Regions from separate parts of the Homo sapiens genome. Here region 2 is linked to region 1. A link is an interaction called in ENCODE POLR2A ChIA-PET data of the cell type or tissue named here. Cell type or tissue: B cell. All regions are shown on one strand. Links, peaks and the distances in the headings refer to the core of each region. The heading gives the core; the rest is flanking DNA.

The links. ChIA-PET counts read pairs that join two places held together with the same protein. Peaks named below come from ENCODE experiments on the same cell type or tissue, not always from the same donor. Only the 100,000 strongest peaks of a DNase experiment are listed, where the experiment ranks them.
Region 2: POLR2A ChIA-PET joins it to region 1 with 7 read pairs; 2 of 35 experiments call an interaction of 5 or more read pairs at or near these places.

Annotation. Positions count from the first base shown.
Region 1 is chr13:50,768,085-50,775,876 of GRCh38, reverse strand. It overlaps a transcript of DLEU7 not described here. Among named protein-coding and RNA genes, the nearest start is that of DLEU7-AS1, 36 kb to the left of the region's middle. In B cell, for the core only: no CTCF peak of the experiment used is centred there; a DNase peak (open chromatin) is centred at 2,816.
Region 2 is chr13:50,104,711-50,112,502 of GRCh38, reverse strand. The region is part of intron 1 of DLEU2 (deleted in lymphocytic leukemia 2); the gene reads left to right. The region is part of intron 2 of DLEU1 (deleted in lymphocytic leukemia 1); the gene reads right to left. Among named protein-coding and RNA genes, the nearest start is that of DLEU2, 17 kb to the left of the region's middle. In B cell, for the core only: no CTCF peak of the experiment used is centred there; a DNase peak (open chromatin) is centred at 5,762; H3K4me3 peaks cover 1,465 bases; H3K27ac peaks cover 4,261 bases.

The DNA.
Region 1 (7,792 bases), core at 858-5,857:
AACAAAGGGAAAACAGATGAGAATTATAAAAAAGAGACTAATGGCAAAGTGAAAATTTGAATACTTTCCTGCCAATAGCTATTGTAAACTCTGGGAACAAACAATTCGGAGATAAACAAAAGCTAGCAGAAACTGGTGGGGATTTGACCCTTACTGAGTGAAATTCACATTTATATGTTTTTTTCCACTAAAGTTACTTCCCAGTCCATCTACGTGTAGCCCACAGAGCTGAAGCAGAAAGTGGTAGTCTTATGAGACTGAGGAATCAGAATATGGAGTTTGGGACTATATAGAAATTTCCCTCAAATAATTGGCCGATTCCTAGTCTACACATGCACAGGATGAGACTCCAAGAAACTCAAGAGAAAACAAAAGCTAGAAAGCTGTTGCGGAGATTTCAGTAGCTGCCCAATGCAGGCAGACAGTTTGGAATTCAAGTCCTGATAAGTTAGACAGACTTGAAAAATGCCTCAAACTATTAAAATTAAAACCCAGAACTTATACCTTAAGGCTCAGGACTAGGGATTCATCCTAGGCTAGTTGCAAAACTAAAATAAAACCATTCTAACAGCCTAAAACCAAGCTTCATAAATCAAGTTCATCTGCCTGTAATTTAGCTACCTTCTAAAACAAAAGTCAACGTTCTTCAGAGGAAGATAACAGAATCCAGTCTCCATAAAACATCACCCACAATATCTAGTATGAAATTAAAATTTATTAGACTTACAAAGATACAGAAAAGTGTAACACATACCCCAGAGAATAACAGAAGTAGAAAGAGACCTACAGAATAACGAGATGTTGAAATTAACCAGACGTTAACATTGACAAAAATTAATATAGTTACGATAAATATGTTAATGAATTTATAGGAAAGCATGGGTATAATGGGTGAAAAAAAGGAAATTTTCAGAAATGATATGTAAATCGTAAAAAGAAACAAATGGGAGTCAAGTCCTAGAACTGAAAAAGAAAATCTTTAAAAAATTCATTTCCTGGGATTAACAGGACATTTAACACAACAAAAGAAAGGAGTAGTGTCCATGAAGAAAGCCAATAGCAAGCATCTAAACTGAAGGACAGAGAGCAAGAGATTTTTTTTTTAACTTAGCAGACCCCCAGTGAGCTGTGCAATTGTCTCAAAAGGTCTGACACACATTTAAGAAGGAGAGGAGAGAGAATATGGAGCAAGAAAAAAAATTGCAACTATATTATATGAAAAATTTCTAAATTTGATTGAAAACAGCAACCCACACATTCATGAAACTCCGCAAATCCCAAATAGGGTAAGTGCAACTAAAAATATAACTAACTGTATCATGGTCAAACTGCTGAAAACCAAAGAATAAATCTTAAAAGCATCGAAAGAAGACATATTATGTAGAAGTGTATAAACATGACGTCTAGTTTCTATAGGACAAAATGAAGCTAGAAGACATGGAAAAATATCTTTAAAATCATGAATGGAGGATCCATTCCAAGATGGCCAAGTAAGAACAGCTCCGGTCTGTAGCTCCCAGCGTGATCGATGAAGAAGATGGGTGATTTCTGCATTTCCAACTGTAGTAGCTGGTTCATCTCACTGGGACTGGTTGGACAGTGGGTACAGCCTAAGGAGGGTGAGACGAAGCAGAGTGGGGTATCACTTCACCCAGGAAGCTCAAGGGGTTGGGGGATTTCCCTTTCCTAGCCAAGGGAAGCTGTGACAGACTGTACCTGGAAAATCAGGTCACTCCAGCCCCAATACTGTGCTTTTCCAACAGTCTTAGCAAACGGCACACCAGGAAATTACACCCCGCGCCTGGCTCGGTGGGTTCCATGCCCACAGAGCCTTGCTCACTGCTAGATCAGCAGTCCCAGATCGAACTGCGGGGCAGCAGCCTGACTGGGGGAGGGGCGTCCGCCATTGCTGAGGCTTGAGTAGGTAAACAAAGTGGCCTGGAAGCTCAAACTGGTGCAGCCCACCACAGCTCCTGCCTGCCTCTGTAGACTCCATCTCTGGGGGCAGGGCATAGCTGAACAAAAGGCAGCAGAAACTTCTGCAGACTTAAATGTCCCTGTCTGACAGCTCTGAAGAGAGCAGTCGTTCTCCCAGCACGGAGTTTGAGCTCTGAGAACAGGCAGACTGCCTCCTCAAGTGGGTCCCTGACCCCCATGTAGCCTAACTGGGAGAAACCTCCCAGTAGGTGCCCACTGACACTTCATATAGCTGGATGCCCCACTGAGATGAAGCTTCCAGAGGAAGGATCAGGCAGCAATATTTGCTGTTCTGCAGCCTCTGCTGGTGATATCCAGGCAAACAGGGTCTGGAGTGGACCTCCAGCAAACTCCAACAGACCTGCAGTTGAGGGACGTGACTCTTAGAAGGAAAACTAACATACAGAAAGGAATAGCGTCAACATCAACAAAAAGGACAACCACACTAAAACTCCATCTGTAGGTCACTATCATCAAAGACCAAAGGTAGATAAAACCACAAAGATGGGGAGAAACCAGAGCAGAAAAGCTGAAAATTCTAAAATCCAGAGAGCCTCTTCTCCTCCAAAGGATCACAGCTCTTTGCCAGCAATGGAACAAAGCTGGATAGAGAATGACTTTGATGGGTTAACAAAAGTAGGCTTCAGAAGGTCGGTAATAACAAACTTCTCCAAGCTAAAGGAGGATGTCTGAACCCATCGCAAGGAAGCTAAAAACCTTGAAAAAAGATTAGACGAATGGCTAACTAGAATAAACAGCATAGAGAAGACCTTAAATGACCTGATGGAGCTGAAAACCACGGCACGAGAACTACGTGACGCATGCACAAGTTTCAGTATCTGATTCGATCAAGTGGAAGAAAGGGTATCAGTGACTGTAGAACAAATTAATGAAATGAAGCGAGAAGAGAAGTTTAGAGAAAAAAGAGTAAAAAGAAAAGAACAAAGCCTCCAAGAAATATAGGACTATGTGAAAAGACCAAATCTACATTTGATTGGTGTACCTGAAAGTGATGGGGAGAATGGAACCAAGTTGGAAAATACTCTGCAGGATATTATCCAGGAGAACTTCCCCAACCTGGCAAGGCAGGCCAACATTCAAATTCAGGAAATACAGAGAACGCCACAAAGATACTCCTCGAGAAGAGCAACCCCAAGACACATAATTGTCAGATTCACCAAGGTTGAAATGAAGGAAAAAATGTTAAGGGCAGCCAGAGAGAAAGGTCGGGTTACCCACAAAGGGAAGCCCATCAGACTAACAGTGAATCTCTCAGCAGAAACTCTACAAGCCAGAAGAGAGTGGGGGCCAATATTCAACATTATTAAAGAAAAAAATATTCAACCCAGAATTTCATATCCAGCCAAACTAAGCTTCATAAGTGAAGGAGAAATAAAATCCTTTACAGACAAGCAAATGCTGAGAGATTTTGTCACTACCAGGCCTGCCTTACAAGAGCTCTTGAAGGAAGCACTAAACATGGAAAGGAACAACTGGTATCAGCCACTGCAAAAACATGCCAAATTGTGAAGACCATCGAGGCTAGGAAGAAACTGCATCAACTAATGGGCAAAATAACCAGCTAACATCATAAAGACAGGATTGAATTCACACATAACAATATTAACCTTAAATTTAAATGGGCTAAATGCTCCAATTAAAAGACACAGACTGGCAAATTGGATAAAGAGTCAAGACCCATCAGTGTGCTGTATTTAGGAGACCCATCTCATGTGCAGAGACACACATAGGCTCAAAATAAAGGGATGGAGGAAGATCTACCAAGCAAATGGAAAACAACAAAAAAGCAGGGGTTGCAATCCTAGTCTCTGATAAAACAGACTTTAAACCAACAAAGATCAAAAGAGACAAAGAAGGCCATTACATAATGGTAAAGGGATCAATTCAACAAGAAGCGCTAACTATCCTAAATATATATGCACCCAATACAGGAGCACCCAGATTCATAAAGCAAGTCCTTAGAGACCTACAAAGAGACTTAGACTCCCACACAATAATAATGAGAGACTTTAATACCCCACTGTCAATATTAGACAGATCAATGAGACAGCAAGTTAACAAGGATACCCAGGACTTGAACTCAGCTCTGCACCAAGCAGACCTAATAGACATCTACAGAACTCTCCACCCCAAATCAACAGAATATACATTCTTCTCAGCACCACATCAGACTTATTCCAAAATTGACCACAGAGTTGGAAGTAAAGTTCTCCTCAGCAAATGTAAAAGAATAGAAATCACAACAAACTGTCTCTCAGACCACAGTGCAATCAAACTAGAACTCAGGATTAAGAAACTCACTCAAAACTGCACAACTACATGGAAACTGAACAACCTGCTCCTGAATGACTACTGGGTACATAACGAAATGCAGGCAGAAATAAAGATGTTCTTTGAAACCAATGAGAACAACAACACAACATACCATAATCTCTGGGACAGATTTAAAGCACTGTGTAGAGGGAAATTTATAGCACTAAATGCCCACAAGAGAAAGCAGGGAAGATCTAAAATTGACACCCTAACATCACAATTAAAGTACTAGAGAAGCAAGAGCAAACAAATTCAAAATCTAGCAGAAGACAATAAATAACTAAGATCAGAGCAGAACTGAAGGAGATAGAGACACAAAAAAATCCTTCAAAAAATCAATGAATCCAGGAGCTGGTTTTTTGAAAAGATCAACAAAATTGATAGACCACTAGCAAGACTAATGAAGAAAAGAGAAGAATCAAATAGACACAATAAAAAATGATAAAGGGGGTTATCACCACCGATTCCACAGAAATACAAACTACCATCAGAGAATACTGTAAACACCTCTGCACAAATAAACTAGAAAATCTAGAAGAAATGGATAAATTCCTGGACACATACAACCTCCCAAGACTAAACCAGGAAGAAGTTGAATCCCTGAATAGACCAATAACAGGCTCGGAAATTGAGGCAATAATTAATATCCTACCAACAAAAAAAGTCCAGGACCAGACGGATTCACAGCCAAATTTTACCAGAGGTATAAAGAGGAGCTGGTACCATTCCTTCTGAAACTATTCCAATCAACAGAAAAAGAGGGGATCCTCCTTCATTTTATGAGGCCAGCATCATCCTGATACCAAAGCCAGGCAGAGACACAACAAAAAAAGAGAATTTTAGACCAATATCCCTGATGAACATCGATGCGAAAATCCTCAATAAAATACTGACAAACTGAATCCAGCAGCACATCAAAAAGCTTATCCACCACGATCAAGTTGGCTTCATCCCTGGGATGCAAGGCTGGTTTAACATATGCAAATCAATAAACATAATCTATGACATAAATAGAACCAAAGACAAAAACCACATGATTATCTCAATAGATGCAGAAAAGGCCTTTGACAAAATTCAACAGCGCTTCATGATAAAAATTCTCAATAAACTAGGTATTGATGGAACATATCTCAAAGTAATAAGAGCTATTTATGAAAAACCCACAGCCAATATCATACTGAATGGGCAAAACCTGGAAGCATTCCCTTTGAAAACTGGCACAAGACAGGGATGCCCTCTCTCACCACTCCTATTCAACATAGTGTTGGAAGTTCTGGCCAGGGCAATCAGGCAAGAGAAAGAAATTAAGGGTATTCAATTAAGAAAAGAAGAAGTCAAATTGTCCCTGTTTGCAGATGACATGATTGTATATTTAGAAAACCCCATCGTCTTGGCTCCAAATCTCCTTAAGCTGATAAGCAACTTCAGCAAAGTCTCAGGATACAAAATCAATGGGCAAAAATCACAAGCATTCCTATACACCAATAACAGACAAGCAGAGAGCCAAATCATGAGTGAACTCCCATTCACAATTGCTTCAAAGAGAATAAAATACCTAGGAATCCAACTTACAAGGGATGTGAAGGACTACAAACCACTGCTCAACGAAATAAAAGAGGACACAAACAAATGGAAGAACATTCCATGCTCATGGATAGGAAGAATCAATGTCGTGAAAATGGCCATACTGCCCAAGGTAATTTATAGATTCAATGCCATCTCCATCAAGCTACCAATGACTTTCTTCACGGAATTGGAAAAAACTACTTTAAAGTTATATGGAACCAAAAAAGAGCCCGCATTGCTAAGTCAATCCTAAGCCTAAAGAACAAAGCTGGAGGCATCACACTACCTGACTTCAAACTATACTACAAGTGTACAGTAACCAAAACAGCATGGTACTGGTACCAAAACAGAAATATAGACCAATGGAACAGAGCAGAGGCCTCAGAAATAACACCGGCATATACAACCATCTGATCTTTGACAAACCTGACAAAAATAAGAAATGGGGAAAGGACTCCCTATTTAATAAATGGTGCTGGGAAAACTGGCTAGCCATATGTAGAAAGCTGAAATTGGATCCCTTCCTTATACCTTATACAATAATTAACACAAGATGGATTAAAGACTTAAGTGTTAGACCTAAAACCACAAAAACCCTAGAAGAAAACCTAGGCAATACTATTCAGGACAGAGCCATGGGCAAGAACTTCTTGACTAAAACACCAAAAGCAATGGCAACAAAAGCTAAAATAGACAAATAGGATCTAATGAAACTAAAGAGCTTCTGCACAGCAAAAGAAACTACCATCAGAGTGAACAGGCAACCTACAGAATGGGAGAAAATTTTTGCAATCTACCCATCTGTCAAAGGGCTAATATTCAGAATCTACAAAGAACTTAAACAAATTTACAACAAAATAATCAAACAATCTCATCAAGAAAATGGGCAAAGAATATGAACAGACACTTCTCAAAAGAAGACATTTATGCAGCCAAAAAACACATGAAAAAATGCTCACCATCACTGGTCATCAGAGAAATGCAAATCAAAACCACAGTGAGATACCATCTCACACCAGTTAGAATGGCGATCATTTAAAAGTCAGGAAACAACAGGTGCTGGAGAGGATGTGGAGAAATAGGAACGCTTCTACACTGTTGGTGGGAATGTAAACTAGTTCAGCCATTGTGGAAGATGGTGTGGCAATTCCTCAAGGATCTAGAACTAGAAATACCATTTGACCGAGCCATCCCATTACTGGGTATATACCCAAAGGATTATAAATCATGCTGCTATAAAGACACATGCACACGTATGTTTATTGCGGCACTATTCACAATAGCAAAGACTTGGAACCAACCCAAATGTCCATAAATGATAGACTGGATTAAGAAAATGTAGCACATATATACTATGGACTACTATGCAGCCATAAACAGGGATGAATTTATGTCCTTTGTAAGGACATGGCTGAAGCTGGAAACCATCATTCTGAGCAAACTCTTGCAAGGACAGAAAACCAAACACCGCATATTCTCACTCATAGGTGGGAATTGAACAATGAGAACACTTGGACACAGGAAGGGGAACATCAACACCAGGGCCTGTCGTGGGGTGAGGGGAGGGGGGAGGGATAGCATTAGAAGAAATACCTAATATAAATGACGAGTTAATGGGTGCAGCACACCAACATGGCACATGTATACCTATGTAACAAACCTGCACATTGTGCACGTGTACCCTAGAACTTAAAGTATAATAAAAAAAAAATAAAATCATGAATGAAAAAAATACCAACTTGAAATTCTATATAGAGCAAATATATATATGTATATATGTGTACGTACACACACACATACATAATTTAGATAAACAAAACCTGAGAGTATTTGTTGCCAGCAGACCCATATTACCGGAAAGCCTCACAGATGTTCTTTGGCTGAAGAAAAATAATACCAAATAAAAATTCAGAGC
Region 2 (7,792 bases), core at 1,168-6,167, 660 kb after region 1:
GTCTGCATAATGTTCCTTGTAAGTGGTTATTTATTTTCTTTACTTACAAATAATATTGCCATGAGCTTTTTTATGCATAAATCTATTTTCCTAAACTAGAATAAATTCCTAGAAATGAGCTAAAAGGTCAGCATTTTTAAGCTTCATTATCTGGTAAAAATTTTGCTGTAAAAAATTAAATTTCTCTTTTAATTCTGTATATATTTTAATATCAAAAATAAATCTAAGGAGAAAAATTTATGTGGACTACCTTTTAAAGTTGAGAGTCATATTCAAATTTAGACTCAAGGTTTTTGTTTTGATTTTATTCTTAATATTTTAACTTTTAAGGAAAAGTCTGCTCTTCAGAACCAAACAGTGTTGCCTCCCAACTCAGCATCAGTTTAATCTCACATGTATACCATTAATTCATGGAATAAAATGACAAAAGCAAGTGAAAAAATAAAATAGTTATCAACTGTAATCTAGTCAGTTCCATTACTCAGTATTATTTAAATAAGACAAAGAAATGAGTTGGGTTCTCCCCTAGAATGTTTAAAGTTGTACTGAGTATGATACAGAATTTTCAGGAAACATAGGATCTCTATACATCTTTTATGACTCTGATCATTATCATTCCATTGTGCCCAGTACCACTCCTCCAAATAATAATAATAATAATGAAGACAGACAGATTTAAAGTAAGTTCAAACTCTTTGGTCTAATTTTCAGTACTTTCTATAATCTGGTCTCCTCCAACCTCAAATGTAGCATATTGTAGTAGAAAGTAAAGAGTGCTGAATTTGGGAAGTAAGCAAACCTAGATAACATGAGTAGCAATGCTGGGATTGAAACTTTAGGTGAGATATTTAACTTTCCAGGGTGTTAGTTTCCTTTGCAAAACAATGGATTTTGATTAAATGATCTCTAAAATCCCTCCAAACTTTAAAATTCACTGTTTATGCATCTTTCTTGCCTACCCCCAGTATAAGAATTTGAACCTACATCTATCCGATTCCCCAAGTCTGTGCTCATAAACTTTGAATGTGCTGCTGGCCACTTTTCCCCCTTAAGCCTTATTTTAGCTGCAGAACCTTTTTTTTACTTGACCTATGAAACATGACAGAAAATTATTTATCTTGAAATTTTGTAATATGCCACAGTTTCATTGATAGAAATAATTAGAAAAATGTAAAACAAAAAAAAAATGAACTAATTTTAAAATCTGAGTTTGGGTCTCTTAACTTAGTCTCCCAGAAAAGCATCACAAAACTAAATACCCAGAAAAATGCAATAAAACTGCAGGATTAAGAGTTATGATTTGGGAGGGAGTATAATCCAATATATTTACAAATTTGTAGCCAATAGTATGAATAACTTCTATTTCTTAGCTTTGCCCAGAAAATCAATTATTCCTCCAAATAGTTTGGATCTCTAGTATATTCAACTTTTTTTTTTTTTTTTCCTGAGATGGTATCTCACTCTGTTGCCCAGGCTGGAGTGAAGTGGCAGGATCTCGGCTCACTGCAACCTCCGCCTCCCAGGCTCAAGTGATCCTCCCACCTCAACCTCCTGAGTAGCTTGGATTACAGGCGCATGCCACCATGCCCCACTAATTTTTTTAGTTTTTTTTTGTAGAGCCGGGATCTCGCTGTGTGCCCCAGGCTGGTCAAGAACTCCTGGACCCAAGCGATCCACCTGCGTTGGTTTCCCAAAGTGCTGAGATTACAGGTGTGAGCCACCGCACCTGGCCAACAATATTTTCATTTATTATCCTTTGAAAAATATTATTATTAACTGCTAACTGGCCACCAATGCTGTAGCTTGGAAAACTAATACATTCATTTAGTATGTACAAAATTACAGGTTGTATTAAAATTCAAGATGTGAAAATTGAGGAATGCTTCTATGCTTTTTCATACTATACATGTCATTTCAGAAACTCTGAAAGTACATGCCTCTCTCTAGCCCTTTCACTGCCATAAAGATCTCAACATAAAATGAGGGTCAAGGAAAGTATTCTGTTACAGTGTCAATCTGAAAACTATCAAACTCAGTATTTTTGGTCTGGTTTTGATATACATAAATAAAATACATATGTATACAGATTTTATATAACCATATTTACATATATCACATTTTTTCTTTGAAAGTAATGTTTAAAATTGTAAACAGAATGTGTTAACTAGAGAAATGTTGGAAACCACAAAAGTATTGTCATCTGTAATCCCACCAGCCAGAGAAAAACCAATGTTAACATTCATGTTTCCTTCCTGTATTTAAAATATATAGTTGCTAATTACTACATATAGTTTTATATCTTATTTTTGTCACTCAGTAGTTTATAATGACCATTTTTTCATGTTACTGAATAGTTTTGAAAACCTGTTTTTAACATCTGCATAGCTTTCCAACATATAGATATACCAAAATTTATTTATCAATCTCATTTTTAAACATTTAGATTGTTCCTCAATTTCTGCAATTATGTAAAGATATTTTTAGAATCCATACTCGTCAACTAATAGTCAAAATACTATTGTTGGCTCTCCTGTCTTGTTCCTTTGTGGCAGGGGATGGGGGAGTTGTTATTCCTTTTACTCATGTACTCCGGCCTATACATGGCTTTCTCGCAACATGAAAACTCCACTCTGGACAATGTTATACAGCCTGTCCCTTCTCCTTTCTAAAACAGTATCATCCCTGAGTGAGGTCCATATTTCTGCAGCTCTCCTGCAGCAAAAGAATGTGAATTAAAGCCAATTCATGCCTGTATAAAGTCTGGATAGTGTATTTTTTAACTTTAACCAAAGTTGAAATCCAGGAGATTAAAACCCCACCAGCAGACAGACAAAAAATCATTTGTTAGCTATACCAAAAATATGACTTAGCACCACATACGTAGAGACAAGGAGTGTGTGTTAACTATGACTTAGCTGATTTTGCCATGATCCTGAATGTGCTATTATATGAATTGTTATTACATTGAAACATTATAAACATACAATTAGGAAAAGTAAAATTTAAGGTTTTTAACTGGTAAATTCACTGAAAAACTATAAAATCTGCTGTCTAGTTTTTGACTTTTTATAGTATTATTTCAATAACTATCACATTCTGTATTAGCTTTGATATTATTTCTCCACTCATGGAGTAAAGTATAGAAATCAGAGAAGTGACACAGTGTTTTAAAATTACTCTAACTAGCCGGGCACTGTGGCACACACATGTAGTCCTTACTACTCAGGAGGCTGAGGCAGGAGGATAACTTGAGCCCAGTAAGTCGGGGCTGCAGTGAGCCGATCACACCTCTGCATTCCAGCCTTGGTGACAAAGCAAGACTTCATCTCAAAAAAACGAATAAATAAAATAATAATAATAAAACTACTCTAAAAAACCTTGGGTAAGTTTAAAATCCTTTCAATTTAATAGCTTGTTTGGGAGAAGAGTATAACCTCTCTTGTGCCTTGGTGAGAGTTAAACATTTTTTTAAAATAATTTCAAGTTTCTATGAAGCACTTGCGCTTCTGTAATATCAACTTGAAATCTGAAGAAATGCTCATGTTAAGAATTATTTCAAATAGGCTGGTCGCGGAGGTTCATACCTGTAATCCCAGCACTTTGGGAGGCTGAGGTGGGCGGATCACCTGAGGTCAGGAGTTTGAGACCAGCCTGATCAACACTGAGAAACCCCGTCTCTACTAAAAATAACAAAATTAGCGGGTGGTGGCGGCGGGGCGGGGCGGGGGCGGCGCCTGTAATCCCAGCTACCCCGGAGGCTGAGGCAGGAGAATCACTTGAACCCAGGAGGCAGAGGTTGTGGTGAGCCAAGATCGTGCCAGTGCACTCCAGCCTGGGCAAAAAGAGCGAAACTGTGTCTCAAAATAAAAGAGAAAACAAAAAAAATTATTTTGGCCGGGCGCAGTGGCTCATGCCTGTAATCCCAGCACTTTGGGAGGCCAAGGCGGGCAGATCACGAGGTCAAGAGATTTAGACCATCCTGACCAACATGTTAAAACCCTATCTCTATAAAAATACAAAAAAAAAATTAGCTGGGCATGGTGGTGCGTGCCTGTAGTCCCCGCTACTAGGGAGGCAGAGGCAGTAGAATCGCTTGAGCTCCGAAGGCGGAGGTTGCAGTGAGCTGAGATTGCACCACTGCACTCCAGCCTGGCTACAGAGGGAGACTCCCTCTCAAAAAAAAAAAATATATATATATATATTTCTACCATTAGCTCTGGACATTGTAGTCATAGATGGGAGAATGTTTAGTGAAAAAAGGAAACTTTTGAAGTGATATAATCCAACTCTCATTTTACAGATGAGAAACATGAAGCGCAGATATGTTAAATTAAATATCTTTACTGCTCAGAGCACTTTTTTTTTTTTTTTTTTGGAGAAAGGGAGGGGCTTCTAATACTATTATGGCCTACTGCCTGCCTGTAGATAAAAGGTAATAGGAAGACTATGTAGCCATCACTATTGGACAAACCCAAGAAAGATATCTTATTTTGATCATAAGTATATATTTTCCCCTCAAGATTCTTGTTGGAGGATCCATTCCACCTTTATCTATTACCACAGACACAAAAGGGAAGTTCCTTTACACAAATCAATAATCATCCACAATAAAACCCATGAGAGAAGCTGGAGTTAGTTGGCAAAGCCACAGCATTTTACCACTCCTGGGAGGAACATTTACCTATATCCATATGTATGCATACCTGTAGCCTCTCAGTTGTGCTTCAGAAAAATCCCAGTTGCATACATTACAGTGTGTGACCACTGGAGTTGTGTATCACAGGGACACTTCATATATGTTTTATAGATCAAATTAATGACGGCAGGCTAATTGCCATAATAGATCATCCCCAAAATATATAGTGGCTCAAAGTTGTTCTTGCAAAACAAGTTTACTTTACTATTTCTTTAGTAGTTTCCAAGGTCTTACTGTACCTAAGCATTTAGGACCTAACTTCCAAGGTTTCCTTGGAGGGGTCAGTCTGTTGGGAGTTTTTTAGGGACAGGAGCTTAAAGTAGTTGATTTCTTTAGTTGACTTAAAGAGCTTAAAGTAGTTGACATCCATTCTCATTCCACTAGCTAGAGCTTAGTCATATGCCCACATCTAACTGCAAGAGAGGCTAGGAAATGAAATTTATCTGTACGGCCATGAAGTGAGAACATGGATTTTGATGTCTAGCTGGCTGTCATTGCTTACTTGAGTGCCCCCCTCCCTCCCAAATTCCTAAGTGGTTACCAAAAAATAAATTAGCTGACACAATTATGCTTCAAATAGAAAAAGTTAATAGTGAAACAAAGGGACTTTTATTTAAGAATTAACCTCTATCGTTTACCTCCTTTAGGCAGAATTGTTAATTTTGCATACCAATAGTCAACTGGCAACTGAAATCTCAAAATGAGGAAAAAGCAAATTTTTACAAGCATTACCTTTACATACATATTTAGATGGAGTTTGGCTTGGTTTTCTTATTCCATTACTAGTCAAATTCACAACTCAGACTTATAGCTCCTTACTTGTTTTAGGGGCTACCCTATTATTAAATGATGTTTGAAAAATACTCAACTTTTTACAACAAAGATAGCAGTTCCACAAATGAAAACAGCAGTAAGTTAGGTCTGTTTGTTTCCTTTGGATAAGTTGTTATAATCCTCAAACTGTACTCAACTATTCAGTTTTTCATAGAAGCACTGCATGGTTGCACTTCTGAAATCAAAAACAGGAAGTATGCCATATAAATGTCAGTAAAACTAAAACTCAGTTCTATGGTTTGATGTTTCTCTTCCTGCTGTATTTTCATATTATGTATGATTTTATGTGTACTTAGAATGACTGCGTAAAGGCAAACACTAATCTTACCTGATTTGTTTTCTTTGACAGCCTAACACAGTTTTAGGTTGGGTATGGGGGGCATGGAGGAAACCTGTGAAATAACCTAATATTGTAACTTTCATGGAGGGAAAGGAAAGGGCCAAGAAACTGCTGTTAATTTGGCATTGTTAGAAATTGCTTTTATGTATAGGCTGCCCAACTTTATTATTGCCAGAATACAGTATAGATAAAGAGGGCAGAGTCTTTTAACTATTTAAAAATCTACTACAGAAAAAAACTGTTACACTTTGTCTTATTTTGACACCTAAGCAATTCTTGAATGTGTTCCACTACCTTAATTCCTTCATGAGACAATTAAGGAGTGGCCTAAATACTGTGAAAATCCAGGATATCCCTGCTTGTTCTCTGTGAAGAAGTAGGAGTCTTCTTATAGTTAATTAATATTTCCAATATAACACCATTCCACAGAAATTTCTATAGAAATTCCAAGAAAATATTTAAACTGACCAGTCCAGAAGTTTTACGTTACTTCAAATATTTCTGGAGAAATGTTACGAACACATAGGTGTCTCTGTAACTTTAAAATGTTTTTCTTTAGGAAACTGTTTCTCTTTAGTTTGTACTTAAATTGAACACTGAAGGAACAATTTACAGTCACATACTATAGGAGTGAAGTAACAAAAAATAGAGCCTGTCTAAACTCCCTTGAAAGACCACACTGACCCAGAAAATATGGCTTAAAAGACAAAAAGGTACCCCGATTGTTTACTGTCTTTTTTTTTTGCAGCATATGAGGCACTGTTGAGTGGCACATACAATATATATAACATTTGAGGCATTATCTTTTGATTGAAAATACAGAAGAGATATGGGTGTATGTGAGAAGTAACATAAATAAGGGTAGGTTAATGAAGTGCAAACTATACATAATTGCTAAAGGGATGTGGAAAATCAAGTGATTTAAATCTAGATTGATATTGGGTAGAAGTCTGCTGGAATAGGCAAATCTTTTTTTTTTTTTTTTGGAGACGGAGTTTTGCTCTTTTGCCCAGGCTGGAGTGAAGTGGCGTGATCTCAGCTCACTGCAACCTCTGCCCCCCTGGGCTCAAGTGATTCTCCTGCCTCAGTCTCCCAAGTAGCTGGGATTACAGGCGCCTGCCACCACGCCCGGCTAATTTTTGTACTTTTAGTAGAGATGGGGTTTCGCTATGTTGAGACTGGTCTCAAACTCCTGACCTCAGGTGATCCACCTGTCTCAGTCTCCCAAAGTGCTGGGATTACAGGCGTGAGTCACTGCGCCCAGCCAGCAAATCTTATGTAGAATTTTTAAGGAGTGGTGAATTTGGATTGCCAGAGAGAAAAGATAACCATTCATTCATTCATCAAAGATTTATTGAGTGCTTACTGTGTGCCAGGCACTGTTCTAAAGACACAGCAGCAAACAAAACTGTTATAGAACAGGATAAGGCAGGTCATCTCCCAGATACGACACTTTGATAGGAACACAAAATACAAATAGGAGAGTAGAAAGAGATGAAATACAAAGAGAAAGAGCTGATATTGGGCTTATATTAATATTGAAAGGCCTTACATGCTAGATATTCTAAATGGGAGAAACATGCTGGAAAGATACTTGGCATGAATGAACTTATGTCCCTATGTTCAGAACAGACTGCTTTCCCTTCTCTGTTGGTTGGCTCTTCTAGCCTCCTAGGAACTTTTATAATCACCAGTATGATCCAATATAAATACTGCACATATGAAGGTTCCCAGTTGAGGAGTTTGGAAGCAAAAAGGGAAAGAATGGCTGGCAAAGGCTTCAATCTTCTGTCTCCTTTTATCTTCCCAATGGCTAGTAGAAAATACTATCATCAATCTCTTCCTTGCAACAATCTCCCATTTGATATTTGTCTGCATTGTGACTCAATTCCTGAAGGTTCTGTTCTTCATTCCTTTCTGGT